2 separate regions of the Mus musculus genome follow, and region 1 is linked to region 2. Evidence: chromatin loops called from intact Hi-C (ENCODE). Cell type or tissue: heart. All regions are shown on one strand. Each heading gives the region's core, and the rest is flanking DNA. Links, peaks and the distances in the headings are about the cores only.

The links. A loop is a pair of places that touch in the nucleus more often than their neighbours do. Peaks named below come from ENCODE experiments on the same cell type or tissue, not always from the same donor. Only the 100,000 strongest peaks of a DNase experiment are listed, where the experiment ranks them.
Region 1: a loop joins it to region 2, with 2.7 times the contacts of the local background. A loop is called at or near these places in 3 of 42 quality-filtered maps.

The regions. Positions count from the first base shown.
Region 1 is chr5:5,508,470-5,524,646 of GRCm38, reverse strand. It overlaps Cldn12 (claudin 12), which reads left to right and starts at 9,671. Exons shown (of 4, transcript NM_022890.2): 1 at 9,671-9,882; 2 at 11,396-11,485; 3 at 13,525-13,576. In heart, for the core only: no CTCF peak of the experiment used is centred there; DNase peaks (open chromatin) are centred at 9,766 and 10,266; H3K4me3 peaks cover 1,626 bases; H3K27ac peaks cover 1,503 bases.
Region 2 is chr5:5,655,282-5,671,458 of GRCm38, reverse strand. Cfap69 (cilia and flagella associated protein 69) reads left to right here and starts at 7,227. Exons shown (of 23, transcript NM_172447.2): 1 at 7,227-7,551; 2 at 13,612-13,671. The coding sequence starts at 7,429. It overlaps Steap2 (six transmembrane epithelial antigen of prostate 2), which reads left to right. Exons shown (of 6, transcript NM_001103156.2): 6 at 1-6,630. It overlaps Gm40262 (a long non-coding RNA gene), which reads right to left and starts at 7,082. Exons shown (of 3, transcript XR_868231.3): 1 at 7,026-7,082. In heart, for the core only: no CTCF peak of the experiment used is centred there; a DNase peak (open chromatin) is centred at 7,268; H3K4me3 peaks cover 1,524 bases; H3K27ac peaks cover 681 bases.

The DNA of each region.
Region 1 (16,177 bases), core at 5,392-13,391, 150 kb after region 2:
TTTATCAGGCTTAGGAGTTCTCTGGTGGAATTTTTAGGGTCACTTATATATACTATCATATCATCTGCAAAAAGTGATATTTTGACTTCTTCCTTTCCAATTTGTATCCCCTTGATCTCCTTTTGTTGTCTAATTGCTCTGGCTAGGACTTCAAGTACAATGTTGAATAGGTAGGGAGAGAGTGGACAGCCTTGTCTAGTCCCAGATTATAGTGGGATTGCTTCCAACTTCTCACCATTTACTTTGATGTTGGCTACTGGTTTGCTATAGATTGCTTTTATCATATTTAGGTATGGGCCTTGAATTCCTGATCTTTCCAAAACTTTTATCATGAATGGGTGTTGGATTTTGTCAAATGCTTTCTCAGCATCTAACGAGATGATCACGTAGTTTTTGTCTTTGAGTTTGTTTATATACTGGATTACGTTGATGGATTTCCGTATATTGAACCATCCCTGCATCCCTGGGATGAAACCTACTTGGTCAGGATGGATGATTGTTTTGATGTGTTTTTGGATTTGGTTAGCAAGAACTTTATTGAGGGTTTTTGCATCGATATTCATAAGGGAAATTGGTCTGAAGTTCTCTATCTTTGTTGGGTCTTTTTGTGGTTTAGGTATCAGAGTAATTGTGGCTTCATAGAATGAGTTGGGTAGAGTAACTTCTGTTTCTATTTTGTGGAATAGTTTGTGAAGAACTGGAATTAGATCTTCTTTGAAGGTCTGATAGAACTCTACACTAAACCCATCTGGTCCTGGGCTTTTTTTGGTTGGGAGACTATTAATGACTGCTTCTATTTCTTTAGGGGATATAGGACTGTTTAGATCATTAACCTGATCCTGATTTAACTTTGGTACCTTGTATCTGTCTAAAAACTTGTTCATTTCATCCAGGTTTTCCAGTTTTGTTAAGTATAGCCTTTTGTAGAAGGATCTGATGGTGCTTTGGATTTCTTCAGGATCTGTTGTTATGTTTCCCTTTTCATTTCTGATTTTGTTAATTAGGATGCTTTTTCTGTGCCCTCTCGTGAGTCTGGCTAAGGGTTTATCTATCTTGTTGATTTTCTCAAAGAACCAGCTCCTCGTTTGGTTGATTCTTTGAATAGTTCTTCTTGTTTCCACTTGGTTGATTTCACCCCTGAGTTTGATTATTTCCTGCCTTCTACTCATCTTGGGTGAATTTCCTTCCTTTTGTTCTAGAGCTTTTAAGTGTGTTGTCAAGCTGCTAATGTGTGCTCTCTCTAGTTTATTTTTGGAGGCACTCAGAGCTATGATTTTCCTCTTAGAAATGCTTTCATTGTGTCCCATAAGTTTGGGTATGTTGTGGCTTCATTTTCATTAAACTCCAAAAAGTCCTTAATTTCTTTCTTTATTCCTTCCTTGACCAAAGTATCATTGAGAAGAGTGTTGTTCAGTTTCCACATGAATGTTGGCTTTCTATTATTTATTTTGTTATTGAAGATCAGCCTTAGTCCATGGTGATCTGATAGGATGCATGGGACAATTTCAATATTTTTGTATATGTTGAGGCTTGTTTTGTGACCAATTATGTGGTCAATTTTGGAGAAGGTACCATGGGGTGCTGAGAAGAAGGTATATCCTTTTGTTTTAGGATAAAATGTTCTGTAGATATCTGTCAGATCCATTTGTTTCATCACTTCTGTTAGTTTCAGTGTGTCCCTGTTTAGTTTCTGTTTCCATGATCTGTCCATTGGTGAAAGTGGTGTGTTGAAGTCTCCCACTATTATTGTGTGAGGTGCAACGTGTGCTTTGAGCTTTACTAAAGTTTCTTTAATGAATGTGGCTGCCCTTGTATTTGGAGCATAGATATTCAGAATTGAGAGTTCCTCTTGGAGGATTTTACCTTTGATGAGTATTAAGTGCCCCTTCTTGGTTTTTTTGATTACTTTGGGTTGGAAGTCGATTTTGTTAGATATTAGAATGGCTACTCCAGCTTGTTTCTTCATATCATTTGCTTGGAAAATTGTTTTCCAGCCTTTCATTCTGAGGTAGTGTCTATCCTTTTCTCTGAGATGAGTTTCCTGTAAGCAGCAAAATGTTGGATCTTGTTTGTGTAGCCAGTTTGTTAGTCTATATCTCTTTATTGGGGTGTTGAGTCCATTGATATTAAGAGATTTTAAGGAAAAGTAATTGTTGCTTCCTGCTATTTTTGTTCTTAAAGTTGGCATTCTGTTCTTGTGGCTGTCTTCTTTTAGGTTTGTTGAGGGATTACCTTCTTGTTTTTTCCTAGGGTGTGGTTCTCATCCTCGTATTGGTTTTTTTTTTTTCTGTTATTATCCTTTGAAGGGCTGGATTAGTGGAGAGATAATGCATGTATTTGGTTTTGTCATGGTATACTTTGGTTTCTCCATCTATGGTAATTGAGAGTTTGGCTGGGTATAGTAGCCTGGGCTGGAATTTGTGTTCTCTTAGTGTCTGTATAACATCTGTCCAGGCTCTTCTGGCTTTCATAGTCTCTGGTAAAAAGTCTGGTGTAATTCTGCTAGGCCTGCCTTTATATGTTATTCGAATTTTTTCCCTTACTGCTTTTAGTATTCTATCTTTATTTAGTGCATTTGTTGTTCTGATTCTTTTTTCTTTTTTTTTAATTTTATTTTACTTTTATTAGGTATTTTCCTCGTTTACATTTTCAATGCTATCCCAAAAGTCCGCCATACCCCCCCCCCCAATCCACTATCCTCCCATTCCCCCGTTTTGGCCCTGGGGTTCCCCTGTACTGGGGCATATACAGTTTGCAAGTCCAATGGGCCTCTCTTTGCAGTGATAGCCGACTAGGCCATCTTTTGATACATATGCAGCTAGAGTCAAGAGCTCCGGGGTATTGGTTAGTTCATAATGTTGTTCCACCTATAGGGTTGCAGTTCCCTTTAGATCCTTGAGTAATTTCTCTAGCTCCTCCATTGGGGGCCGTGTGACCCATCCAATAGCTGACTGTGATCATCCACTTCTGGGTTTGCTAGGCTCCGGCATAGTCTCACAAGAGACAGCTATATCTGGGTCCTTTCAGCAAAATCTTGCTAGTGTATGCAATGGTGTCAGCGTTTGGGAGCTGATCATGGGATGGATCCCTGCATATGGCAATCACTAGATGATCCATCCTTTTGTCACAGCTCCAAATTTTGTCTCTGTAACTCCTTCGATGGGTGTTTTGTTCCCATTTCTAAGAAGGGGCAAAGTGTCCACACTTTGGTCTTCGTTCTTCTTGAATTTCATGTGTTTAGCAAATTGTATCTTATATCTTGGGTATCCTAAGTTTCTGGGCTAATATCCACTTATCAGTGAGTACATATTGTGTGAGTTCCTTTGTGATTGGGTTACCTCACTCAGGATGATGCCCTCCAGGTCCATCCATTTGCCTAGGAATTTCATAAATTCATTTTTTTAATAGCTGAGTAGTATTCCATTGTGTAAATGTACCACATTTTCTGTATCCATTCCTCTGTTGAGGGGCATCTGGGTTCTTTCCAGCATCTGGCTATTATAAGTAAGGCTGCTATGAACATAGGGGAGTATGTGTCCTTCTTACTGGTTGGGACATCTTCTGGATATATGCCCAGGAGAGGTATTGCGGGATCCTCCGGTAGTACTATGTCCAATTTTCTGAGGAACCACCAGACTGATTTCCAGAGTGGTTGTACAAGCTTGCAATCCCACCAACAATGGTCTGCCTTTATATGTTACTTGACCTTTCTCCCTTACTGCTTTTATTATTCTCTCTTTATTTAGTGCATTTGTTGTTCTGATTATTATATGTCGGGAGGAATTTCTTTTCTGGTCCAGTCTATTTGGAGTTCTATAGGCTTCTTGTATGTTCATGGGCATCTCTTTCTTTAGATTTGGGAAGTTTTCTTCAATAATTTTGTTGAAGATATTTGTTGGTCCTTTGAGTTGAAAATCTTCATTCTCATCCACTCCTATTATCTGTCGGTTTGGTCTTCTCATTGTGTCCTGGATTTCCTGGATGTTTTGAGTTAGGATCTTTTTGCATGTTCCATTTTCTTTGATTGTTGTGCCCATGTTCTCTATGGAATCTTCTGCACCTGAGATTCTCTCATCCAACCAAGATGGCTCCCCTAGTTAACACTTTTTAAATCTGTATTTTATCTTTGCTGCCCCAGATCCAGTCAGGGGAGTGGCCCCTGTAGCCACTTATCCTGATTCTTACATGTCGTCAGGATCTTAAGTCTGATCTCTCTGTTCCCCTATCATGGCGATCCTGTCTGTTCTTCTGCCTCTGTCTTTTGCCTGTGCAATCTAAATGTCCTGATTTTTTTTTTTTAATGTTGGCAGGGGCATATAAGCTTTATAAAACTTTGTGAGAAGCTGGGCGTGGTGAGGAGCACATGACCTGAATCCCAGCAGAGGCATTGTGTCTTTATGAGTTTGAGGTCAGCCTGGTTTACCTATTGAATAACAGGTCAGCCAAGGCTACATAATGAGACTACCTCACTATTAGTAAGAAAAGAAAATATTATGAGTCTCAAATAGTCAATTTTAGAAGACATTTGGGAAAAAATGGTCTGCTTTACAAAATTTTATTTCTTGGGATTAAGCCAGTGAGATGGTAGTTGACATTTAATATTAGCAGTTAAGACAATATAGTTTTACTGTAAAATCAATGAAAGGAGAAGCAGTTTTGTTGTTGTTTCCCCTCTTAAAGAGGTGTCTTGTTTTCTGATGAGTGCTTGGCAGGCAGTGGGAGCATATCTACCAGGGGTTTCATTTTCATCTTTGCATGCATGTTGTTCACTAGTGGAAGGAGAATAAAAGGCAGGCAATATAAATGGGGAAGGGATAGAAGGAGGGTAATTTTGAATATTGAAAATTCCCCGTGGATATTTAAGCAGGGTCACTGCCTCTGTTGGCTCTGATCAGGACAGGGTGAGTTCAACTACTATGTCTGACTGTACCCACCTACTTATCTGAGGCAAATTATAATTGTTAAATGTTTTTCACCACGTGTCAGTTTAGCAATTAATAATTATCAGGTACTTGGAAGACTGTAGAGGAGGTTATTTGTACATAACATTAAAATGTGTCCAGTAGAAATTAAGTCTATGGGATGCCCAGATACCAATCAATGTGAGGCATAGCTACAGCCTGAAACATGACCTTTGAAATACTTGGAATTCGAAGAACAGGATATGTGGTTTATATTATAATTAATTTTAGAGCAATATATGACGAAGTTTTTTTTTTCCTATTTACTTTCTAAATTCTGAGTGTGCTCAAAGTTGAAAGCAAAGGACAAAAGCTTCCTTTGTTTATGACCTCAGGTTTCAGTGTGTTTTTCTGAAATTGCCAGTGGTTTCCAACCAATGCCTTCATTTTTATTGGTTATCAAACATTATTTTGGGATTATTTCTATATAAAAAGCCTTAAGAAGGCTTCAGTATAATTTTACTGTATTAAACAAAAGGACATAATTGCACAGCTAGAATATACCTTTATTTCTATTTGTATATGGTTTTCTAAAAATTACAGGATATGAAGACTGTTTTAAATCAAGGACAGATGTTGAGTACAAGCCTCTGACTGGGTTTGAAACATGATTGAATAAAGTAGCACAAGCCCCTGGTCAGCTGCATCATGACAGGGAGAACAAAAGTACTATAGAATAATTGACCTCAGCTTCAAAAACAATCTTTCCCAGAAGCGGTACCATTTGGCATCAAGAACAATAGTAAGAACTGTACGATGAATACAGATGGACTTTCCTATAAAACATGAGGCCATAGAAGCTAATCAGTTTCAAAGAACCAGATATGTGCTGTTTCCAAATCTGTAATGCAATCCTACAAAAGTTTAAGGAAAAAGTTTCTCATTTAAAAAATGAAAACCAGTGCAGGTCATGGTTACACTGAACAGTTTGGGAAGCAGGAAGCGGGTACATGCAGAGCTTTCATTGCCTCACTTCTAGACAAACCCTTCTGTGTCATCTGTCCTTCTGAGACTCTCAGAGAGCAGTTATTAAAGGTTAGAAACTTACTGCAGGTTTGGTAGGATAGTTCTGTAACCACAGTGGCAGGAAGGATGAGTTCAAGGTCAACTTGGGCTACATAAAATCCTGAATAAAAAAATGAATGAATGAATGCAGTAGTGCTAAAAAAAAAAAAGGCTAGGACTATCACTTAGTGAGTTATGATATTTAGGACTACCACTTGCTTTGCATGTGGGAGGCCATAAGTTCAGTCCTAAATATCATAACTCATAAAAAGAAAGAAATGAGCTGTCATGCTTCCTGTTACAAACTGTACTATGGATTCCTAACAGGTTTTGAAAATGCATCAGAGTAAAGTTTTCTCTTTGCTTGTGCTGTGTGCTGTGTGCTGTGTGCTGTGTGCTGTGTGTGTGTGTGTGTGTGTGTGTGTGTGTGTGTGTGTGTGTGTGTGTGTTAGTTAACATTTTACACTGCCCAGGAAGCCTTTTGAATTCCTGGACTGAAATGATCCTCCAGCCCTTGTTTTCTTTGTCCATCACAGGAGGAATCAAGATGTTTCCTAATTTAAACAGAGTATAAAGAATATATCCATAGTAATGGCTAACGAAGTGCAACCATTCACACAATAAGTAAGACCTTGTACATAGGAGTACAGTTAATTTGTATTAGCAAATGCTGAAGTTGAAGCAAGAGCAGAAAAGCGCATGGGCTGGTAATTATATACTAAAGTAATGGCAAGTCTGGGCCAAAGATGTGGGTTTGAGAAAATTGGTTGTTCTGCTCCAAGAGAGTAAGTTGACTTTGAGCAGAGCAGGACCTAGCCTGTTGTTAATTACAATGAAGGCTGGAGAGAAGAAAGGGAAAGAAAGGGTTGACACAGAACTCGGGAGGTTAGAAATGGAAATGGTAACACCGACAAATCCATGGAAAAGACGTTTTTTGGAAAAGTGGTAAAAGAAAAAAAGTAGAGAAACTAAGACTCAAAAACCAGATTTTTGGACTCAGCCTGGAAGAGGTTCTTGGAATATGACAGGCAGAATGAGATTTTCTATAGTCAATCACAAGCTTTTCTGAATCTAAATATGTCATGTTTCATGGCAAGGGGTGAGGTAAGGTTTTGGGTGAATTTAAAACTGTTAATCAGGTCCAAAAAAACTGTGGTGTCCTGTATGTCTGGGTGTCCCCAAGAAGTCAAAGGGTTCTTAGTATGGAACAGGAATGGAAGAAAGAGAGGGGGCTGGAGAGATGGCTCAGCAGTTAAGAGCACTGACTGCTCTTCCAGAGGTCCTGCGTTCAAATCCCAGCAACCACATGATGGCTCACAACCATCTGTAATGAGATCTGACACCCTCTTCTGGTGTGTCTGAAGACAACTACAGTGTACTTATATATAATAAATAAATCTTTAAAAAGAAAAAAAGAAAGAGGGGGCTGCACTGCATTTCTCAAAGTAATCTCACAAAGTGCTCAACAAGAAGAACATAGAAAGAAAGTTTGTTCTGGCTTACATTTGAGAGTACAACCCATCACTGTGGCACTGGCATGGGAGGAGAGGAGCCATGAGGCACCTTGTCCACACACAGGAGGCAGAGAAGCTGGGGTCAGAAACAGGACTGGGGTTACAAGACCTGTGTGCTAGAGACCCACTTTCTCCAGTTCTGCTTGGGGGCTGACTGTTTCTTGCCTTAGATAGACTCGTTCACCATCTGAAGCAATATGGCCATCATGAGAAGAGGATAGCAGTGGACAGATAATAGACTTTTCTCCCTTTTTGAGTAAAAGTCCAGTTGTTACTATAGCAACACAAAATGGAAAGTATCATTAGCCAAGTCCTTGTTATATGTGAGGTACTGTTGTGCTTTTCTATGTTTTCCTTCTTATAAGATTTAGATTAATTTAATTTTCATGATTTTCTGGCACAAACACACTGTTCTACAGATGGAGACCATAAAACACAGCGGGTCTTCTTGTCCAAGGTAACAGCAGGGCAGAGTCAAACAAGAATGGGGTGGGATCGTTTACAGTCCTGTCAACTCTGAGAATTGAGTATCCTTTTTTGAGAAATTGCAAGTGAGAAGCTACAGACCATTTAAATGAATAGTATACAAAAAAAAGTGTGTACTTGCTTAGATTCAAAAGTTGTTCCCTAGCCTAGAGGTTCTTTGCAATTGATACCTACTAGGAAAGAGATCAGTTTTATCCAAAAGGACATCAACCACAGGAGCAGTTGGCTACTGCAATCAAGACTCCACGTCTTCTTGATTAGATTTGGTTTGGGACTTTTTGTTTGCTTTATTGAGTTTTGTATGTTTGATAAATAACATGAAGTTGGGTGGGTAGGGAGGTGAGAAAGATCTGAAAGGAGTTGGGGGAGAGGGAAATATAATCAATATTTGTATGAAAAAATTAAATAATAAAAAACTTGTCATCACAGAGGCCTGGGATATGGGAGGCGCCCAAGAATTCTATGGGGGTGACCTTAGCTGTGACAGCAATGGAGATTTGGAATCTGAAGAGCTTACTTCCTGTAGCGAGACAGGAACCCTGGTGGAGTGATAGAGACACCGATCCACACATAAAACTTTCAACCCAAAATTTATCTTGTCTACAAGGAATGCAGGCACAGGTGATGGAGCAAAGACCATCCCATAGGCAAGCAACAATCCCTGACACTATTAATGATACTCTGTTATGTTTGCAGACAGGAGCCTAGCATGGTTGCTCTCTGAGAGACTCCAATCAGAAGCTGACTCAGACAGACGCAGACACCCACAGCCAAACAGTCTCCAGAGCTTGGGGACTCTTACTGGAGAATAGGAGGAAGGATTGCTGTGCCCTGAAGGAGATAGGAACTCCACAGGAAGACCAATGGAGTTAACTAACCTGGACCCTTGGGGCTCTCAGAGTCTGAACCACCAACCAAAGAACAAACACAGGCTGGACCTAGGCCTTCCAGCTCATATGTGGGCCCCAAACAACTGGTGTAGGAGCTACCTCAAAGCTGTTGCCTGTACTTGGGCTACGTACCTGGCTGGGCAGCCTTGTCTGGCCTCAGTGGGAGAGGAAGTGCCTAGCCTCACAGAGAATTGAAGTGCCAGGGTTGGGGGGTCGAGAGGGCTCCCCGACTCAGGAGAGGGGGTTGATGGGGATAGGGGCAGTGTTCAGGATATAAAGTGAATAAGAAAAAAAAAAGATAATTAAAGAAAAGAGTTGTCAACATCGACAGTTTTTGTTTCTCTATTTGTGTGTATGTATATAGTGCGATGGAATCAACTGGAATTCACAGGCATCATTTTTGCTCTTTTTAACTTAAATACTGTGTATGAGTCCTTTGACATATTTATCTGCACAGGATGCACATATCAGAGAAGACGAGAGAGGATAGCTGATGTGTAGAAGAGTCAAATTAGAATACTTAATAATTAGTTTTATGTATGGAATTTTGCTGCAGTAGGGTATCTTTTGCCTATAGTTAACCCCAGAAGTAACAAGCAAAGTGCCCCTTGTAAATTTGTGTGGCTATGGAGTTAGACCTTTTTTTTTTTTTTTTTGCACTTAATGAACAACTTTTGATTGAGTAACCAAACGAATCTCAAATTTGTCCCTCATGCGTGTGATTGAGAGCATTCTAAAGCAAGCCGTAAACCTATCCCTAATAAGGTGCAAGAGGAAACGAGGGAGGCGGGACCCGGAAGAAGGAGGTGGTCTCAGGAATTGGCCCGCGGCCAGCGGCCCGATGGATGCTAGGAACTGTAGTTCCCGGCAGCCAAGGTATTCCCGAGCGGAGCCAGGGGAGAGCCTGACTGGTTCCCTGAAGCCTCCGGGGCGGCTTCGCCAGAACGCACTTCCGCGGCAGCGGAGGGAGACCAAGGAGCCGCGGCTCGGAGTGGGTGAGCGGGATGCCCGAGCCGTGAGGAGCCGGTAGGTGTGGTCAGGGACGCTCCCGTTTCCGAGTCTTTTGCAAGTAGTTGAAGGTGTTGCGTGAAACGGCGAAGCGGCGGCGAGTCGGCATTTGAAAGGTTGCCCACATGGGTGGACGTGGAAAAGTGGCCGAGGAGGTATTTGGTACCGCGTTTACAACGTTTTCGTCCCCTCCGAGGAGTGTGGAGCCGCGTTGCCGGGGCAGCCGAGGGCTGGGGGCGGGCGGGGGTGCGAGCTGCGAGCTGCGAGCTGGCTGCTATTTTGGACCCAGCGGCTGACGGCGCTGGTTGTGTAACGCTGACCTGCTCGCTCTCCCCACGCACCGGGCAGGGGTGGGCGAGCGGCGAGCGTGCGCCCGGGGAGGGCTCACGCCATTGGCTGGGCGCAGCCGCCCCCCCTTTGCCAGGCTCGGCCGCTCGGGGTCTCCTGAGGACGCGGCTCCCACCCGGACGTGCCGATCTGGCTGCTGCTGTCCCTCGACACTGCCCTGCTCTGCGAAGGGGCTAGTCTTCACTGCAGAACTGCTATGCCAGGTGACCTCATGGCAAAGGTTGCCCAGGGGTCCGATTGGGGTCATTGATTGTAAAACGAGCCCTTCTGACTTCGAAGCAACAATCTTGATTGATAACAACTCAAGAATCGTAGATGGGAGGTGGGGAACCTCGATGGAAATCAGCACCCAGGCCACATCCTGCATAATTACTGTAATAGGGCCAGCGATAAACGCCTGGATCCAGGAAGCTGCCAGGCGTTTATGAGTTTTTCACTCATCCTACCTGTTTGAGTTAACTAGTATTCCAACAGGAAGTCACTCCTCTTTAGAGATATGAAAACATACCAAATGGCAGGTTGAGCCAAGGACGATAGATACCACACAACATAAACTAAAAAGGACATACTAGTTGCAAATTTTAGGTTGTACAGAGCAGATTAGTTTTGTCTGGTTTTATGGTAAATACCGTCTTTTAAACATTTTAGAAAACAGTGCATTTCTTTTCATTCCAAGGCAACTGCATGGTGCTTTCTTTCACCGTGCTCCTTATGACACGGTAGGCAGGAACTAGATCTTGAAAAATAAATCTATTAATTTTTTTCTTAGATTTCTAACCCAGTAAAGTGATTTGTGATTTTTAATTTTAGCCTTAATTATCCCGAACTTTCAAATCACAAAATAAGAGTTATTTTCCTTTGAGGCTCATATCTAATAGTGAATATAAGAATAAATTGCCTGTGCTATTTTTTTTGTTGTTGTTGTGTTTTTGTTTTTGCTTTGTCGTGGTGCTGGCGTTTGAACTTTGGGCCTTCTACATGATGGGCAAGCATTGTAGCTGAGCTACACCCCTAACCTTAAACTGCCTTTTTGAAAAACTTATTGCTTGCCTGTTTGGCTGTAGCATTTTATTATTAAGTCTAGACAATTACTGCCCCCCCCCCCCCCCCAGTTATATGTGAGTTAAAATAGAGTTGCGAAGGAAGGACTGTAGTAATTTGGAGCATTTTTCTACTTTGGTAGGTCCAGATTATCTCTGCTTTGTGTGCAGATGTGCTCCTGTTGCATCTGAGTTCACTAAGCTGACTTTGGAGGATCAGGCACAGGGAAAGGGTGAGTATGCCCCTGTCCCTGGTTATATAATGTTTCTGCTGTCTCAGTCAGGAACGCTGCTGTTCTTCTCTTCTTCAGCAAAATAAAAGTGTAGAACCTTTGTGGGTACAGTGATTGATGGTTACAGTTTCCAAGAAGACCCAAATTATAGGTAGAAGGGATAGCCACTGTTAGCATCAAAAATTAATTTAGTGGCCATGAGACATACATTCTTTTGTAGTGATTCCTTGGAATTGTCTCTGAAAAAACTATAATGGTTTTGAGAATTCCAAAAGCTCTTAGCCACTATTTCTGCATCAGCTTTCTTTGAACTCTCTTCAAAGCCAGAAAAAATAATCTTTTGAAAGTATTTTTATTCAAAATGATACCATCGATAACATTGATAGACTAAGTTTTCTTCTCTGAAAGTCACTCTGGAACAGATGACAAATGTGGAGTCACTGTTTTAGAACAGAATATTTGATTTGGTCAGTAACCACACCAAAACAAAAGTTCTGTCATTATTGCTAGAAAAATCTTTCTTTCATTTTACAAAATTGGAGAGACTGTTTGCCAGTAAGTAGCAGAAACAGACACATAATCGAGAATCAGCCTGAGTGTTTCAGAGGCGAGGGTGTGGGGACCTGTCCCAAATGAAATGAATTCAACTTCCACTAAAGCAAATTTATAATTTCCTCTGTACCCTAGCTAGACTCATATGGACCAGCTATGTATTGACTCCTTCAGTCAGTAAGTAATGGAGTACTGTCTGTGTGTCAGTAGGAAACTCAACAAATCAAACACAGGGATCTCTGCCCTGAAATTCACAGTCTGTTGGGAAGGAATATCTAAACAAGGAATTGTAAGCATTTTCACTGCTACCAAAGAAAACGTAAAACCCCGCTGTTCACGTCATGCAGCTGGGGATGGAGGACGGCTGTGACCAGAAAGGGAGGGGTTAGTAGGTCTCCCAGCAACATGACTGGATGTCAGTTAAAGAATATGGTGGGGCTGAGGAAGTCCTTAAGGCTTGGAGAGCTGGCTTAGCAGTTTAGAGCACTTGATGCTCTTTCAGAGGACCTGGTTTGGTTCCCAGCACCCACGTGGTAGCTAACAGCCAACTCCAGTTTCAGCGGATCTGGCATCATCTTCTGACCTCAGACATTGCATGCATGCGATGCATAGACACACATGCACTCACATAAAAATAAGTATTTAAAAATAATAGTTTGGGAGACTATACCATGTGACGTAGCTATTAAATTAAAAAGTGGAAAACCTGGAAAGGTTAAATGGAAAGTTTGGAAAGGTTAAACAGTGTGGTTACATAGACAGCTGTATAAGGTAAGAGTGGCATAGAACGAGGCTGAGCATGGCGGAAGCCAAAGGGTGTGCGCCTCAGGGAGATTGGACGTTTTTAGAGACCTAATTATTCAGGAAGTGGGAAACTATTGTGTGGAAACAAGTGAAGTGACAGATCACAAAAATACTGCTCTGGACACAGAATTCATCAGCATAGCACAAGTGTCTCAAATTTGATCAAGTCTTAATCTGCAAGTCAGCAATATTTTTTAGTTTTAGCACTAAATAGATCATTTCCTATTATTCCCTCTATCACCCTTTGAGACATTATGTCACCAGTGGGATGAGACTTACTATCAAATTATAGATGTATAGAGTTAATAACAGGATAAAAAGTGAAATGACCAAAGGCGGTTACAAGATGCTAAACATGAATTCCAGCACTAGGGTTGAACCTGAATCTTGAGGCCATTAATGTTCTTTTTCTGAAACACAATTCATGGTATCTCTGATGACTCTATAAAACTGTTAGTCCTTGAGAGTTTAATTAAGCATATGCCACCATACCAAGTTCAGAGAAGTGATATAAAATATAACATCAACTTGAAGGAAGGTATAAATACACTTAGCACTGAAGTAAGTGCTTGGTCTGCCCACGTCCATTGATGCTGTCTGGTGTCTGTCAGCTGAGGGCGGCAGGAGAGTAACTAACAAGGCTGGATGTTCTGACTGTGCTTCTCGCTGCCTTTGGGCTGCAGGGATCAGAGGCGCAGACAGGCTGCTTGGAGAAACGCTGATTACCTTGAAATTGTGAGTATTTGTTCCCCATCTCTGGAATCAAGAATGAAATTGTGATTGAGCTGAGAGTTTGAGAGTATTTGCTGATGGAAGCTTGAAGCTTTAAAAGAAACAGGAAAAACCCTTTCCTTACCGCTCTGACTTTACCTAACCCAGGGCAGTAACTTCTTAATAAATGGTTTACTGCCTTATGTCGCTTAATGGAATAACAGTGATCACTTAATACATGGTAATCATACAGTTGGTTAACCGTCAGTATTTTGTATTTGCATGAAACAGCATACTTTTATTAACACACTAGACCAGTGTCCTTTCGGGACATTTTCCACATGCATCGCATGCCACAGATACTTGATGCATGACTGACTCCTTAGTCATAGCTGTTTCTTTGTCTAGCCCACATTTGTGAATACATTGTATGGCCTTGCGGTACACGGCCCACTTCTCATTCATATAATCCTAAAATGATTTGTGTGCCAGGTGCTATGCAAATTGCTCATCATATGTGGGGGAAACGGGTCAAAAAAGAGCTGGAGCTGAGCGGTGGGGCTTGGCATCATTAAGACTTCCAACACAAGTCTTCTCAAACCTGCACCAAGGTGCTGGCTCTGAGCCAAAGTCGTCGTTGCTAAAATTAAGCAAGAAGGGTGGATTTTTTTTCTAATTTGCATGAAAACTAACCTATATTTTTTGCAATTTAATTCTGAAAATTTTCTGGAACAGTTACAACTTTTGATACCGACAGAAGGCAACATAATCAGTAGTAGCTAATACTGTGGGAAAACTTAGAACTACCCGTGGTTAATTTGAAAAACCTAACTTAAGGCCATTTATGGCCAAACTCTACTTTGATAGTATACACTTAATGATGTATTATTTGAATACACAGGCATAGAGTTTTTGTTGGTAACACTATCCCTGGTTTGTGTGGCTGTCTAACACGACACTGTTTCCTACAGAACACTATGTTTGCTTGCTGAAACATGTGCTAGTCTCTTAGCATTTCGCCATGATTATCTTTCTGACCCCGACTTCCCGGGAGTGTTCCTGTACCATCTCAGTAGACAATACTTGATTCTGGAAAAGAGGATGGATTCTGTGAACATCATGATATTGTATTCGTTTAAAAGTCACTCAACTCTACCCCTTCATCTTGCTTTGAATAACAACAAAGTAAATGTACCCCTAAAAGTTGTCTGCTCTGTTGCCTCATGGTGGAAAATAATGTTTAAGTAGTGCTTTGAGGTGCATGGGAAACTGGAGAAAATTAAATCTGAGTCAGATGCTGCTTTACATAGTCATAGATGGGAAGAGCATGCAGCCTTGTAATTTGAGAAGAGAGAAAGGCCGTGTGCTGTTTCTATTACAATGGTAAGGGGTTCTGAAGGGGTTCTACTTCAGAATCTGCGTGTATCTTATGCTAACGTTAATAGCTTTATAAATACCAAGTCTTGGAGATTTCCCTGAAAAGCACTTGAGTCTAATTAAATCATCCAGAAGATAGGTAAGAAGAAATTCCAGGACCTTTTATTCTCTTCTGATCGACTGGAGATGGGCCCATTTCATTTCTAATAACTTCCTGGTGTGCCAGAAAGTAGCGAGACGAGTTTGCTTTTTCTCAAGTAGCATTTGCTCAGTAAATGCTGCTTAAGCCACTGTAGTGTGCCAGGTACTAAGCTCTGGTCAAGCAGAAAAGGCAGCCGCTCGTGCTCACACCCAGCGTTCCCTTTACACAGTGCTTCAGGCGTGTTCTAAGCACGTGCCATTGCATTAACTCATTGGATGCATGAGAAAAAAGCCCTGTGAGGTAGGCTCTACTTTCTTACCCAGTTTGCAGATGAGGAGTGAAGGCACAGGGAATGTCTGTCTGTCAGCCAGGTCACGAGGCAGCTCTGAACGTCCGTCCTGCTGTCCTGCCATGCTTCTCCAGACAGCTTACTCACCTGCTGCTTGGGGCTCACTTTGCATTTGTTAGAGCACTTATGCTGAGGCTGAGGTCGTAGAGCCTGTAGCTGTTAGATATTGAGTGTCCTAGCCCTTGCTTGCTACAGTTTGAATAATTTGTGATTTATTTTTTTCATTGAAAACCTGATATGCAAAGTGGCCCGTGTATGTATGCTGAGTGAATATTGACAACCACTTTTAAATTTTAGGTGTGATGTTACTCTCTTTAATTATGAAGAAAAATAACAATGGCTGAAGATTTTAGTTGCTGTGTGACAAAGAGATGACAAAGCACATGTGTGCACTTGATCTGGGACATATGTGTTAATAATGTACATTCATATTGTACAGACAGGAGACTGGAGTTTCCATCTCCTTCCTTCCTTCCTTCCCTCCCTCCCTCCCTCCCTCCCTCCCTCCCTCCCTCCCTCCCTCCCCCACCTTTCTTTCTTTCTGATAGGATGGGTAGGTGGTTGGCAGGGTCTAGTCTAGAACTCAATTTAGAGACCAGGCTGCCCTCAGACATGCTGCAGTCCTGGTGCCTTAGCCACAGAAGTGCTAGGATTGCACTAGCTAGCTCCCTCCTGCACTAGCATTTCATCTCTAAATGTGCTGCCAGTTGGTGGCAACTCTAGCTGTGCTCTCCCATGGTGCCTGATTTGCCCTGTG
Region 2 (16,177 bases), core at 2,703-10,702:
TGGTCCACACTGTGAGTTCCAGGCCATCACCGCGAGACACTTTCTAAGTACATACATACATGCTTACATACATACATACACACATACATACATAAGTACAAAGCGAGACACTAAGTACATACATGCATACATACATACATATGCAGTGAGACACTGTATAGCACATACATACATACATACATACATACATACATACATACTTACATACCGGTACTGTCATGAACTAGTGAAAAATAGCAATGTGTTTTTAATACTTGCTTACTTCTTGAACTTTACTGTAAGGCAATTAAATGTGGAAATACAATGAAATATTTCTAAAAGTTAGATGATTAAAGTACATTGTTATGCATATGATAGGAAGCCTGTAATATAAAATTATTGCTAATATACATACATGGGACCTTTGAAAATATGAAATTATGTAAAAGCTATGAATTTAATTTCAAATGACACTTTTTCTTTGGAATGCTACCAAAACGGAATAGCTTTCGTTTTTAGAATAAATGTAATATAGTCCTTGCAATTCTAAGTGCTGAAAGGCCTGACCTCTGGGATGGAGAAGTCTGACCCCTGGGATGGATGTGGGGTCAGAGCACGGACTCGTTGTCCTCTGACAAGCACACTCATGGTCTCCTTCCTCCTTTTCTCTGTCTCTGTCTCTCTGTGTATCTCTCTCTGTCATACACACACACACACACACACACACACACACACACACACACACACACACGTCAATGAAATAGAATTTAAAGCTTTTAGGGGTGGAGAGAAGGTAGGGAGACTTTAAGGGAGTGAACATGTGTTTCCTGATGTTTGTCTTGAGTAGGACAAGAGACGAAATGATGGGAGTGTAGAAAACAGAACCCGTCTCAGTCCTCTGTAACGACAGCCAAATAATTTTTCCTGAGGGAAAAACCCATATAACATGTATCATGCTACTTAACTTTTGTGCAGATTTCTTCTCTCCTTTATTAAGAATATTTAAAACCACATTTAAATAATAAATGTATCCATCCATTTTAAGAAGATACACTGAAATTTAGCTCAGAGAATCTCCATGAGCTTTCTATTTAAAATTTTAAAACATTATAAAGTGTGAGTAAATTTTGATTATTTATCAGAGCTAATTATTTTGTACATTATAGAAGGTGCTGATGTGTCCATGTGTAACTGCTGGATTCTTATAAATAAGCATAACTTCAAGTTTGACTGAAGAATTTTACTTTCAAAATTAATTATTAATTTGATAAAAATATATTCCTACTTACAGTTAAGTTATGAAAATTATTTTTTAAAGGGGCTCCAAGCATATATTCAACCTGGTATACATAGTGAGTTCCAGGATAGCCAGGACTATATATAGATAGAAACCCTGCCTCAAAAAAGAAAGAAAAAGAGAGATAGAGAAAGAGAGAGAGAGAGAGAGAGAGAGAGAGAGAGAGAGAGAGAGAGAGAAGAGAAGAGAAGAGAAAAAGAAAGAAAAGAAAGAGAGAAAGAAAGAAAAGGAAAATGAATATATTCAATTTTGCTATTATTTCTCTCTTATGTAAATAACAAAAGTCTTACTTTAAATTTTATATGTCATTAAGCTATTTAGTAATATATTCTATGATGTTCCCTCCCCAAATGAGGCTTACTTATTACAAAATTTAGCTTTTTCATATGGCATTTAAAATATAAGTATCATAAATATAATTTATAATATACTACAAACAGCTAAATATACCTGTATAAATCTATAAAATCCTGCTTTTGAGATGTGCAAGCAGACTGAAAGACAGCAGAATTGTTCTGTACATTCGCGACAAAGCAATAGCACCCACAGTGTAAGGCACCCAGTCCAGTGTTATGGTTCTGTGTGATGTCAGGAACATGAGGTGCCCAACCTTCCACTGCTCTGAATTCAGCAGGACAAGTTCCAGCATCTATTCTGTCTTTGTAATTAACTCTAAATGAAAGTGTAGCCAGTTTAGTGGAAACTCTGTTCTTGTGAACCCCAGGAGTGAACAGGTTCTTCCCTACTTATGAGTGTTATAAAGTGCTCAGTTTTTCAGGGGTCCTAGCCATATGATAAAACAGGGCTTCTGGTTAACCTGAGATCCATACTAGGAATTGTTGGATTGTTTTTAACTTTACAAATCACTAAATTTCCACAATGCAGGCAGGCTAGGAATCTTCCTGGTAGCTTAGGGACTCTCCTGTTGACTAAACACACAAAGCAAGGCAGGTGCTCTGTCCGACAGTTCACAGATGTTCGTCCTTCACGGTCTTTTCCTCACCCTTGAGCTGCTGAGGACTGGCTTCACAGTTACTCCTGGAGCTAGGTGCCCTTGGGACTAATCTCTGTGACTCACTGAGAGGTGACCCTGGGATGAGTGCTGGTCTCTGAGGACTCTGCTCGAAGGGAAGGAACTTGGTATGTGTTCTTCGTGGGCCCTCAGTCTGGCTGACGAGGCTGTGGGTAAACAACTGTCCCCAGAGGGTCAGGGCATCATGCTGAAAAGGCTGAGGAGAGAATAGCGAACAGACAAGCCTCTGCTTCTCCCTGCGTTTCAACCATTATAAATTTAAGTTTCTAGGTTCCGTGAAATGTAAATTTTAGCCCTGCCAGTTCTTTCTCGCAATACAAATTTAACATTCCTGAATAGGTTAGACTGTAATAATCCTGAGTTTTAAAAGATTTTGAAGGATAATATACAATTTATATTAAAATCAATATTCTGTTGTTAATTAATTATACTTTAGTTTTATCCCCATCTTTCATTAGCTATTTTGTATTGATGTGTATAATTTTCTTTGTGTGTATTCATTTTTGCTAAAGGCCTGTATCCTGCAACAAGTTGCTGTTAAATTATACACCATGATTTTATGTCATTCTCATAGATCTGCTTTATAAACATTTCAATTAAAAGTATTATTTAATGTTTTATTCATTCTGCTTTTCTATCTTACTGAATAACTTGAATGTTTCATTTAATATTTTGGTCTTTGCTTTTAAAAGGACATCCAGAAAGCAATCCAACTGATAGCTTTGCTAGGGTAGGGGACTCTTTGTTTTCACAGAAGTCATTTAGGAAAATTCTATTTAAAGACTATCATTTCATTTTATTGAGCATGTTTTAGATGAGGGTACCTACAATATTTAAGCTATTCTGTAAGACAGGAATATAGTGTTATGTGTTGCTAAGTGTCTCATGTCTAATACAGTTTGTTCTACAGCAGATATTTAAAGGGACACGGCTCATTTCTATTGAAAATTATACCATTCCTCTCTTCTGTGCCTATTTCTTCCTGCCTGAGCCTCACATTGCTCACCATCACTGTCTTCCCTTTTTGGCTTGCCTCCTGTCCAGTGGCCCAGAGCTGCCCTGTCCTCCTAGGGAGGAGTTGCTAGGGTGCTGCCATCACCGGTGTCACACTGCTTCATGTGGAAGGGTCCCATACACACAGCAGAGCAGGAGAAATGGACTCTGCGTGGATCTGCATGAAGATGCTTCAGTGTGTATCCTGACAAGGTTACCAGAAGAGGATTCTCAGTGAAAACTGAGTTACAGGCAAACAATAAATAGCCTTTTACCATATGTATTTTAAGAATGGGACACATATTACGTGGCCTTTTTATTTTCCTAATATGGCATCCCGAAAGAAAGGTAAACCCTGACTGAGGAGACACGACATAAAATTGCACTAGGAGATCTACCATCCATTTGTTTCCTCTAGATGGAATGTTCCAAAATGCAATTCAGCAGACCTTCATGGCAATATCCTATAAATCTTACCAATTAGCTTTACCTGTTCCAAAGCCAGGTTTAGCAACATCTACGCTTTTTCCTTTCCCCTCCTCAGAAACAACAGTCCCAAATAAAGTGATGCCCACTGTGTGTTTATGAAGGGCTCAGAAAACAGGCAGGCTCAAGTGGAGCTGTTGACTGGCAAATGGAGTATGAAATAAAGTTATCTTTGTGGTTGTAGGCATCTGACCTCGCAAGCTCTAAATCCAGATTGCGTTGAGAGGCTTGGTGACAGATTCATACTGAACAAGTGCAAAGTAGTAGGCATTAAATTAACATCGCAATTTACACACTGGAAATTATCAGTATTCTACAGGTGATAATACCAATCTTACTTTAACTAAACATAGTGTATTATTCAGGCTGTTCATAAAGTTCTTATTTTAACTTAAAAGATGGTGAAATTTATTATGGGCTGAATTGTGTCTTCCAAAACTTGTATGGTAAGTCCTATCCCCCAACCGCTTAAAAAAAAAAAAAAAAAAAGACTGTATTTGGAGACTGGCCTAAAGAGATCATAGGGGTGAGATCAAATGGGTGAATCTTAATCCAATATGACTGACATCCTTTTAAGTAGAAAACGGACATGGACAGCCACATGACGTAAAGGGAAGAAAATAGCAAGCCAAGAAAAAAGGTCTACACAAAGCCTTGGTCTTGATTTTCCAGCCTTCAGGACTGTTAGAAAATCTTTGTTTTTAAGCATTTGTTACTGCAGACTTCAATAACAAATGCAAGGACTATGCAATCCACAGAAGTGAGGTAATTTATACAACTTGATGTCATTAGAATAAGCGTATCTAGTGAATCCTACTTTACAATAAAAACCTGTATCTAGGGGCCTTCATTTTGCCCTCTACCATGTAAGCACAGTACATAGTTGATAGTTCTAAATGTGCAGGAACGTTTTCACTTCATAGGGATACTGCTGTGTCAAAAGCTAAAGAGTTGATCTGGTGGAAGCAGGTCTTTTGTTTGTTTTTGCTTTTTTGTCTGGTGTTATAAATTTATTTCCTCCGTGACTGCATACTGCATTTGTCCTCTACATAGGAACAGTTCCCTGGCTTCACCTGCAATCTGAATTACTATGGATACATTTTTGATTTGAGTATCTGACTTCAGGGGTAGCTGTTCTACTTGTCTTTTCTGTTCCATTTGTCATGTATAAATTTCAGAGGTGATTAGTTTGTAGGCTGGCAACTCTAAGTCAATATGAAAAAGACTGTTTAAAGTGCATGAGTAAATTAAATTCCAGCACTCTTCTGCTAGAAATTTCCCCAAAAGCTAACCCACTATATTAATAATATTTAATATAATGCTATAAAAGTTCTCTAAACAAACTACTTTGTCTCAGCAGGTAATAATCTTTGTTTGAACATTTAGGACAAGCAGCATTGGTTTAGAGAGAATTAAATTCACATGTAACTTAAATACTTACAAAATGTTTGTAATTCATGATAATGAATAAGTGCAGTTTTGCTAACTTGCTAATGAGGCACGGTGAAAAACAAAATGGTAAGAATTATATTAGTATTGAATTTGTTTAAGTCTATGTTTAACTTCGTTCATTACTTCTAAATGTACAAATTGTATTTAGGTTGATATATGAAAACTTTGTTTTACATGTACAAGTGCTTCTAAGAAGCACTAAGTCATATCTTCATGATGCTACGTTCTGCGAGCGGCCAATGTATTGACGCACTGAAACATTCCGATTCCCTGGGTAGACCTGATTTCTCGCGTTTCTCTATTATTAATTGATCTTTTGTTGAAGTAATTGGACATCTCGGTAGACATTAATCTTTTTATCCATCTATGTTCACCTGCATCATCATAAACAGGGATCAATGAATAGTAATTAAAATTAAATCCACACATTTAAACAGTCGAAGCTCTTGAAAACATAAACCTTGGTGCACTTCTAAGGAGAAATGCTGTGAAACAAATAATTGTCACCAAGTCCATTTGCAAATAGAGGAAGCCCCAGCCAGTTCCTTTTTCTTTTGAGATGGCTAACTTTGGTAAAACTGTTCCAAAACAATAATAACAAAAAACTACACATCATGAGCTTCTTAGTTTTTATATGTACACTTGTTAAAATGGGCATTATTCACACCAGGAGGTGCAAAGTTCTGCATTCCTGACGAGCCCCTAATGGCCACACAGTTAGGAAACCCATGAAAACCACTTTGAGTAGCAAGGATCTAAAATGCTTAATCTAGATAATTTACAAAATTCTTTCATTTTACCTTAAATCAAAATCTAGCCCTTGACATTTTCATGAACACTTATTGAACACCTTCTATGATATTGACTAGAAGGACCAAGAGTATGGCCTTCAGACCAACTACATCAGCATCACATGGGAACTCACTATAAAGGCAAACTGGAACCAGACAAGGTATTCACAAACATGCCTACCTACATCTCCAGCATGTCACAGGCTGGGGACACACAGCCACACCTTCACTCAGCAAGTAAGCAAATTAGTGGCTATGTACAAATTTTTAATTGCCTTAGTCTCAGTAGCATAACATGGTTGGGCTATTTCGTCAATAAATTCCACTAACTATACAGTGAGCACCAAAAAACAAAACAAAATAAAAGACAAAAAAAAAAGAGCATGCCACTAAGCGTGACATCTAAAACAACAGAAAAAATACAGGCTTCCTGGGAAAGATCAGGCCAGACTGTTTCATAGAGTGTAAGCCTTCTGAAGATGGTAGCATGAAGTTTGTACTCTATGAAGAGATCACAAGGCGACTGAGTATGAAGTGCGTGAGACTTCTGTCCCTCTTGCTTCTCAACCTACTAATGAATAAAATAAATGCTATCGTAGAAAAACAATTACAAAACTGGACTGTTGATTTGCCAGGTTGGAGAACACATCCTGTGAAGAATGTCAGTGTCTTTCTCTGGTTGCAAAAACGAGAACTTTCCATCCCAGGCCATACTAGACACCCAACCACTCTACTGCTCGAAAGATTTTCAAAAGTCTGTACTATGCCTTATTTGTTTGTCTAACTGTTCAATTAGGCCAGTACAAAAGTACAACATATATATATATTTGTGTGTGTGTATATATACATATATATATATATATATATATATATGTATATATACACACACACACCTGGGAAATTAAGCTACACTGACTGGTCCTATCTCTGCAGAAAGGGTAAAGTGCTCAGATTTCAAGATTATGCCAATCACATCCCTCAGAATGCATCTTACCTCCAGCTCATACTCCTCCGCCCCACACAGGCACTTATTAAGCAAGGGCCATTGCTACAAGACTGAAACACTAAGTGCATACCGCGATCTCAGTCACTGGTCTCCTTTGTCTCCCGCGCCGCACACCAGCAGACCCTCTTTTGGTGAAGTTTGGCTCTCCCAGCTTCCGTAAGCCCCGCCCCTAGCAACGCCCGGGCTTGTGTTAGCAACTGGAGCGCGCTGGGTGCCTTGGTCCTCCTGTGGGCACTAACAGCAGTTGGATGTCCGCTATGTTGCTGCGGCGGGGGTTACGACAGAACTTTCGGGGTCTTTCTCCTCCCTAGCTCAGCAGCGTGTTTTCTGCCAGGGCTCGTGGGTCCGTGGCTGCGGACGCACCTAAGACCTCAGGCTCCCACCCCGAACCATGTCCACCGCGGAGGCCTCGGCCACCACGGCCGACGCCGCCGAGGCGGGCGGCAGGACGAAGACCGGCAGTCCCCGCACAATCCCGGTGTTTGGGGTGGCGATCCCGGATGGGGAGATGCAGGTACGGCCGGGCTGTGCAGCAGGAGCGGAGAAGGGCATAAGGCTCCAGGGCAACCCAGTGGAATGAAGACCAGAATGAGATTTGGGAACCTGTGGGATGGAGATAATGATAGCCCAGCTGATCCCTGGAGGCTAGTGAAGAGGGGACTGGATGTCGTCAACCAATCTGTCTGGGGACTCTAGCTGCGTGGTTCTCATAAAGGGCGCGGGGGGGGGGGGCGAGGGGGGGAGCGCTCTTTCAAGTGTGGCCACGACAGGAACTGACATTGATTTGATAACTAGATCACTGTGGTGGGTTTTTGGTCTATTGATCCGTTATAAAGTGGCGTTCCCTGGGTTTCTTTCCTGCTAAATTGCCTGCTTCTGAAGCTTGCACTCACAGGTAGGGCAGATGCTGTTTGGAGAGCTGGGCACAATTTTCTTTGTTGTGTTTATACTTGTTTTCGGGTTTGCTATTGTTATAAATGTAAAGATTATTAAAATTGGGTTGAGGAACCTCTCTGCATTGCCCCCACACTAATGGTGTGGGGGGCCACTATGGGAATTCCTGTTGAGACGTCACAACTCCCAGACTGCGTCAGGAACTCTGTCTCCTGTGGCCACATCCTGGAGCCTTGGAGAGTTACTTGGGAGCAGTCAGTTGGCTGGGACTACTTCTGTGGGAACTGGGTGGAGCTCTCTGAGGGCTCTCACACATGTACGCCAACAGCCCTCAGAGTAACTACTTTTACATAAAGAGGGGATGCCAGGGGAATTTCCCTAATCAGTTTTGTGGAGGTATTCCTGTACAAGATCGGAGACGTGTGAGTGATCACCGCTTTCCACTCTCTGGGCTACAAGGAAGCTAGGCATTGCCACTATATAGGTGAGTTTGACTCTCATTTTTCTTTGGGCAAAGATTACATGACACAGACAAACGAGTTTAAAGACGTTCAATGGGTCATTGCAAAAGAAAAAAGAAGTTCGTGACATAGGAAGTAACATAGCTAGAAGTGTCTTGTGTTCATTCCTGCCTCTCCTTCTATGAGTATTCATATTGTTAGAAAGTACTGAGAGAATCAAAAGGCAATTTCTTCCTAAAGAAATGGAATAGAAAACAATTCAGAATTAGGAGAAATCTTGGTGCTCTCTCATTCCTCTTGGGTGTATTGCTTGCAGTTGCCTTTACAAATAAAGTGTCTTTAAGTCCACCAGGAACTAACTGTAGCCACCCAGTTCCTTTACTCACTGTGGGGCCTAGTGTTCCTAGTAATACTTAAGACGATAACCTTTAGTCCTCTGTTCAAGTCAGCAGAGAGACCTTTGGACGCTTCAAAATTCAAAGCATTCCACTTTTGCCTGTATGCAAGAAACAGCTAAACCATTCCACCAGCTATGAAATCAAAGACATGTGGAGATAATAATGAAGATTAAGATGGAGATTCTGATAGTACTGATGTTCATTGTGTTCAGCTTAGTGAAGGCCTGGAGACTGCTCAGTGGGTATGGGTGCTAGATAGCCTGACTTCCATACCCCAGAATCCACCCACGTGTTCAAAGGGGATAACTGACTCCTCAGTATGTTCTCTCGCCTCCACACCCACCTCCCTATACAAAGTAAATATAAGCCTAAACACCTTTTAAAAATGTCAGTTGTAAAGACTGTGTACAGCTTAAACCAAATGCACATAGAAGGAGTATATAGTGCCACATATACCAAGATACTCAGTTTTGCCATCATTCTTTATTCATGGAGGCATCTAAAGCTTGGGATATTTATTTGTCATTAAAACTCATGGAGTGCTGGGTGGTGGTAGCAGCGCATGCCTTTAATCCCAGCACTTGGGAGGCAGAGGCAGGCAAATTTCTGAGTTTGAGACCAGCCTGGTCTACAGAGTGAGTACCAGGACAGCCAGGATTAGACAGAGAAACCCTGTCTTGAAAAACAAAACAAACAAACAAGCAAGCAAAAACCCCTCATGGAGAATTTGAAATTTTAAAAGTAGCAGCTAAAGATGTCCTGCTATACAGATGCTATTTTTTCTACCTATGCTTCTAAGGGCTTATTTTATTATAGACTTAAATTTGAAGCATTTGAGTCACCCTAACATGAATATTTTGAATGCTGTTATGTCCTTGTTGTGATTTTTCATAACTTGAGCATTCTAACCTTGTAAGAATTTTGACTCTGCCTACATTAATGATTATTAAAGCTTTAAGAAAACTATCTTTTTTTAGATTTCCAAACAGTAGAATCCTGCTAAAATTTAGTGATTATGTTTCCTCATTTATTTGTTTGTTTGTTTGTTTAATTAATTAATTCATTTTACGTCCTTATTGCAGCCCCCCTCAGTTCTCCCCACAGCCCCTTCTCCCGTTCTTCTCTGACAAGGAGAAGCCTGCTCACCCCCAAACACCCACCCCCAGGTGTAAACTTACCCTAGCACATCAAAGCTCTACAGAACTAGGCACATCGCTCTCCCACTGATTCCAGACAAGGCAGTTCAGTTAGGGGAACAGGCTCTGCAGACAGGCAACAGTCAGGGGCAATCCCACCCCTGCCCCCCAGCACCTGCCCCCTCCAGTTGTTGAGAGGTCTGCATGAAAACCAAGCTGCACATCTGCTACATATGTGCAGGGGCCCTAGGTCCAGCCCATGGTCAATTTTTATTTTATTTGGTGAAGTTGCTTCCCTTTTCTACTTGTGTTTTCACCTTTGAAAGGGATTTGTAACTGTCTCTCTCCTAAATTATTTTAAGAAAGATTCGTGAGTCATTTAGCACCATGCTCATCACACATACTGTAAGGATCAGTGTGGTTTTTATTGATGGCTCTAATCACAAGTTCTTCTATTTTTGTTCTTAATAAACTCTGATGATGTTTACGGGGTAGTTAAACCTTTATTAGATCTGGTGCTATGAGGTTGCTTCTCTAGAAATAGTCCCAGGGCTCTTAGCCCTGTTCAAGAAGATAGGGACATTAGGCACTAGAGGTGAAGTCCTTATTTTCTAAGAAAGTGGATCCATGTAGCAATGCAGTTTTATTGAACCAGTGGAAATCATGAGCATTTAATTGATTACGCTCGGTCTGTTTCAGATCTGGTTCTAGCAACCTCCATTATTCTAAAGAACTCCAAGCCTCTTTAGAGCAGAGCTTCCCAAACCCACTGTGTGTGTAAAGAGCCCAGGGATCGTACAAAAGTGTGGATCTGCAGCTCAGGGGTGGAGTTTCATGTTCTCATTTCCTCAAATGTTCAGGGAATGCTGCTGCTACTAGTGGGGAGACCCGTTTCCCAAGCTGAGTAGCAACTCTTAGTGGATGATAGCAGGAGGATGACATAAACAAATTAGTTTCAAAACTAATTCCTGGAAAGGTTGACAGCAATAGTTTCCTGTGTTTCAGATTATAGAACAATAGCAAGGAAACAAAATCCCAGCCCTCCCCCAGCTAGATCAGGTAGTGTTATGTTGTTTAAAAAAAAAAAAAAAAGTAAGAGGCTCCAAGTGGGACTCCCAAAGACCTGCTTGCTCTCCTTTCATCTTTGCTGACCACAGATGCCATCAGACCCAGGCTCTCAGCCCTTTTGGCCTGTGTATTGGGTTATATCTGTTCTCTGCCAAATCTATTGTCTTTAGACACCATTTCACTCTTTGTTATGCTTCCCCCTTCCCTAGAATATGTTCAGTTTCATTCAGGATACTGTTGCTCCCCATATCTAATAAGATTGCCTTTTTTTTTTTTATTCGAGACAGGGTTTCTCTGTGTAGCCCTGGCTGTCCTGGAGCTCACTTTGTAGACCAGGCTGGCCTCGAACTCAGAAATCCACCTGCCTCTGCCTCCCGAGTGCTGGGATTAAAGTCGTGTGCCAAGATTGCCTTTAAACTGACTTAACATCTCTAGCTTTTTTCCTATCCTATGAAAGCAGCCTATAATTGGTAAGTGTTCCCCATCCCTACATGACCATTACAGTCTTCTAGGAAAACTTTGGGACCACTGGGCATATCTGGGCCCTACTGCACATCTAATCTGCTATAATCACCAACAGGAGACCTTAAAGTGCTCCCTCAAGTCGCACTAAAGCACCAGCAGCCCTGAGCTGGTGCCGTCTAAGCTCAATGCTCGTCCTGGATGCTTCCGTTCTGTTTTCCCATCTGGATCTGATGCCCTGCTTAACTTCATCTCCATGAGGACAGAATCGTATTAGTCTTTTTTCTGCTGCATTTTTAGTGTAATACCCAGCACAATACCAAACAAATAGGAGGTGATATTACATAGTTAGAATGCATGGCCACTTCTCTTCTTGTACACTTCTCTAGTCTCAGCCTATCTTCAGGGACTGAGTCTCCTCAGACCGGATGCACTTCCTGTTTATTTTCATCCTTATTTATCTATCCCTGCAGGAATAGTTTTAGCTTTGAATCATGCCACTTCATACCTAATTATAGGTTATTTTATGTTACTCATTGCATCATTTTAGATGCTTTCCATTCGATTATGTCTTCCTTATGGACGGAAATACAGTTACGTGCCTTTCCCGAGCCCCTTGACTCTGGGTTCAGAGTGGAAACTTAAGTCCTAGGTTATGAAGATCTTTATAAGCTAGGCCCAGTCACTTTGACCTTCTGGCTTCTCAAGTTTGCCAATTGCTCCAGCCCCTAGGCCTTTGCACGCTCTGTGCCCACTGCAGAGACATTCATTGTCCTTGCTTTATTCCCTGGTTGTTCTCTCATCCCCTCTAACATTTTGTTGAAATGGTGCCCTCTCTGTGAGTCAGCCCTTCACTGACTACTGGTGCCAAATTAGTCTTCTCAAACAAGCCAGTACTTTATAACCATTTAATTTTCTTTAACATTGTCATCTTACTCTGTACTATAGAACTTGCTGATTTAATGTCCCCTGGGTGTCTGTTTCTTTTCCATCTCGTTATTTATTCACTTTACATCCTGACTGCAATACCCCTCCAAGTCCCACCCTTACCAATCCCTCCCCTATTACTACTTCCTGTTCTCCTCAAAGAAGGGGAAGTCCCCTTGGATACCACCCCACCCGAGGACACCCAGTTCCAGCAGGACTAAGCACTTCCTCTCCCACTGAGGCCCAACCAGGCAGTCCAGGTGGGGGAAGGAGATCCAATGGCAGGCAACAGAATCAGAGACAACCCCCACTCCAGTTGTTGGAGGACCCACATGAAGACCAAGCTGCATATTTGCTACAAATGTGTAGGGGGCCTAGGTCCACCCCCTGCATGCTCTTTGGTTGGTAGTTCAGCCTCTGTGATCCCCCCCCCTGCCCCCGTGGTTCCAGGTGAGTTGACTCTAAATCTTGTGGTGTCCTTGACCCCTCTGACTTGCTCAGTTCTATCCCCCACTCTTCCACAAGACTTCCCAAGCTCCACCTGATGTTTGGCTGTGGGTTGTTGCATGCTTCCATCTATGATGCCTCTTGGAGACAGTTATTTCAGAAATTATAACACAAAAGGCTACCCTGTTTGTCTGTAGCTATCCCTTCATGCATAAAATCTGAAAGAAAGAAAAAAAAAAACAGGAAAAGAGAAAGCTGAAGTAACCACAGCAGGCAGACACAGTTAAAACTCTGTATCTCCAAAGGCAAAACTCTGTTTACCAAACTATTTGTTAATGGTTAAAATATCAATTTAATAGTTATATTGAACAATTGGGATGGTTTCCAAGGCCCCAGTCATGCCTGAGGAGCTTTTGAAAATCAATAGCTGCTATGGGACTGAGAGTCACAGAGAGTGGACAGTGGCAGGTTGCCAGTGACGGATTTGATAACCTCATAGTTGTGTACATATGGGTGGCTTTCATTTGACTCAGTATGTTATAGAAAAATAGAAGACCTGGAAGCAGGAAGGAAGATACAGTGGGGAGAAGGGGGGTGGAATAAAGGTAGAGAGAGGGAGTGGGTGCAGATACGATTAAGATGCATTGTATACATCTATGAAATTTCCAAAGAACATGTGTGTGAGGTTGTGGGAGGGTCAGGAAGGTGGGTGTGGTCCTGTGTGCTTGATTTAATCTCTTCATTCTCATGCTGTGGAATAATAAGAGCTCTGTGTTTTCAGGGTATTTTCAAGCCTATGGACCTTAATCGTATCATCAAAGTCCTTGAAGAGGAGGATAAGGTGAGTAACCTTTGAGACATTCTTGCTGCATCACGTAGAAAACTGTCTTTCCCTGAGCAGTAATAGGCACGCCCTCTGGTGCATTTGTTGTTTATTCCTCTTTGAAAGTTGAAAACTTTTCCTACACTGTACGTTCTATATTCAAAGAATTTGAATTATGAGGACCAATTTGTTTTCATAAGACAGTCCAACCCATCCATGTTGGCTCTAATCAAAGATCTGCAAGAGTAGAGGAAGGACTCTCTATCCTAGGTTAATATTTGAAGACTAGAGAAAGAGGGATCTATCTTGTAAATAATTCTTGTCAAATAGGACTGGCGAAGAGACATGATAGCAAGAGGACTAATATAAAATTTATAATCTGAGTCAGGACATGTAAACAGATTTCTACACATACATAGATGATTTGTCCTAATAAAAATGATGAGAATACAAACAAAGTAACACTTCTTATTTAGGAAGACTCAGAACTCTAGTGGGAAAAGATAACTGTGTATACACACATGGTCATACACTGCACCTTCCTGATGTTACCCAAGTATTGATAACAGCCTCAGAGATAGCTAATGTGAAACCACACATAGTCATTTTCAAAGATGATGTACATTTTTAATAAATAGAAAGGCAGTCAACTCAAAGAAAGCCTCAAAAGCAAAGCAAAATCCTATGCTTAGTAAATACACACATTCAGCTATTGTTTTAACAGTCTTAGGCGCTACTTCTTTATAGAGAAGAGAGATAAAAATCGCCAAGAATAATTTATCTTTTGATAACTGGTTTTTGTGAATTTTAAATGTTTAAATTGTAAATGTATCTGCATTAAAAATTAAAAATAAAATGGGTCCCAAATTGGGCTGGTCACTGAACCTCCTTTCCCTCAGTCTCTTCTCCATTTTGGTCCCTGCTGTTCTTTCAGACAGTAACAATTGTGGGTCAGAGTTTTTGACTGTGTGATGGCAACACCATCTCTCCACTTGATGACTGCCTTTCTACTGGAGATGGACTCTACAAGTTCTCTCTCCCCACTGTTGGGCATTTCATCATCTAAGGTCCCTCCCTTTGAGTCCTGAAGGACTCTCACCTCCCAGCTCTCTAGTACTTGGTAGAGGGATCCCCACCCTCCAGGTTGCATATTTCCATTCATTCTGCTGGCCCTCAGGGCTTTTCTTCTGTGTCCCCTAAGATTCCTGATCATATTCCCCTTTTCCCCTCCCCCTCTTCTCTCCCACTTAGGTCCCTCCCTCCCTCTGTCTCCTCACTTGGCCCCTTCTGCTTGCTAACCTTCTTGAGTTCTGTGGATTGTATTCTGTACTTTTTTTTGGCTATTATCCACTTATTAGTGAATATATACCATACATGTCCTCTTGAGTCTGAGTTACCTCACTCAGGATGATATTTTCTAGTTCCATCCATTTGTCTGCAAAACGTATGATGTCTACATTCTTAATAGCTGAATAGTATTCCATTGTATAGAAACCACATTTTCTGTATCTATTTTTCCACTCTGAGACATTTATTCTAGCTATCATAGATAAGGCCACTATGAATATAGTGGAGCATGTGCCCCTGTGGTATAGTGGGGCACAATTTGGGTATATGCCCAAGAGTGGTATAGCTGGGCCTTCAGGTAGATCTATTTCCAGTTTTCTGAGGAACTGCCAGACTAATTTCCAGAGTGGTTGTACCAGCTTGCAATCTCACCATTAATGGAGGAGTGTTCCTCTTTCTCCAGCATTTACTGTCACCTGAGTTTTTGATCATAGCCATTCTGACTGGTGTGAGGTGGAATCTCAGGGTCATTTTGATTTGCATTTCCTTGATCACTAAGGACTGTAAACATTTCTTTAAGTACTTCTCAGCCATTCGAGATTCCTTTGTTTAGGTCTATACCCCATTTTTTGATTGGGTATATTTCGGATATTAACCCTCTGTCGGATGTGGGTTTAGTAAGGTTTTTTTTTTTTTCTCCCTAATCTTTACGTTGCCATTTTGTCTCATTGACTATATCTTTTGCCTTACAGAAGCTTTCCAGTTTCATAGGGTCCTGTTTATCAATTTTTGATCTTAGAGCCTGAGCCACTGGAGTTCTATTTAAGAAATATCCACTCACCCTTCATCCCAGTGAGCTGGAGGCCCTTTCCTACTTTCTCTTCTATTATTTTCAAGTGTATCTGGTTTATGTACAAGGGGACAAATATGAATGTTTTTTCATTTTTCCATATACTGACTGTCAGTTAGGCCAACATCATTTATTGAAGATGCTTTCTTTATTCCATTGTATATTTTTGGGTCCTTTGTAAAAAAATCAAGTGTTCATAAATATATGGTTTTATTTTTGGGTCTTTAATTTTATTCTGTTGATCAACCTGTCTGTCTCTATACCAATATCAGGCAGTTTGTTTATTTTTTAATCACTATTGCTCTGTAGTATAGCTTGAGGTCAGAGATGGTGATTTCTCCCAGAAATTCTTTTATTGTTAAGAAATGTTTTCACTATTCTTGTTTT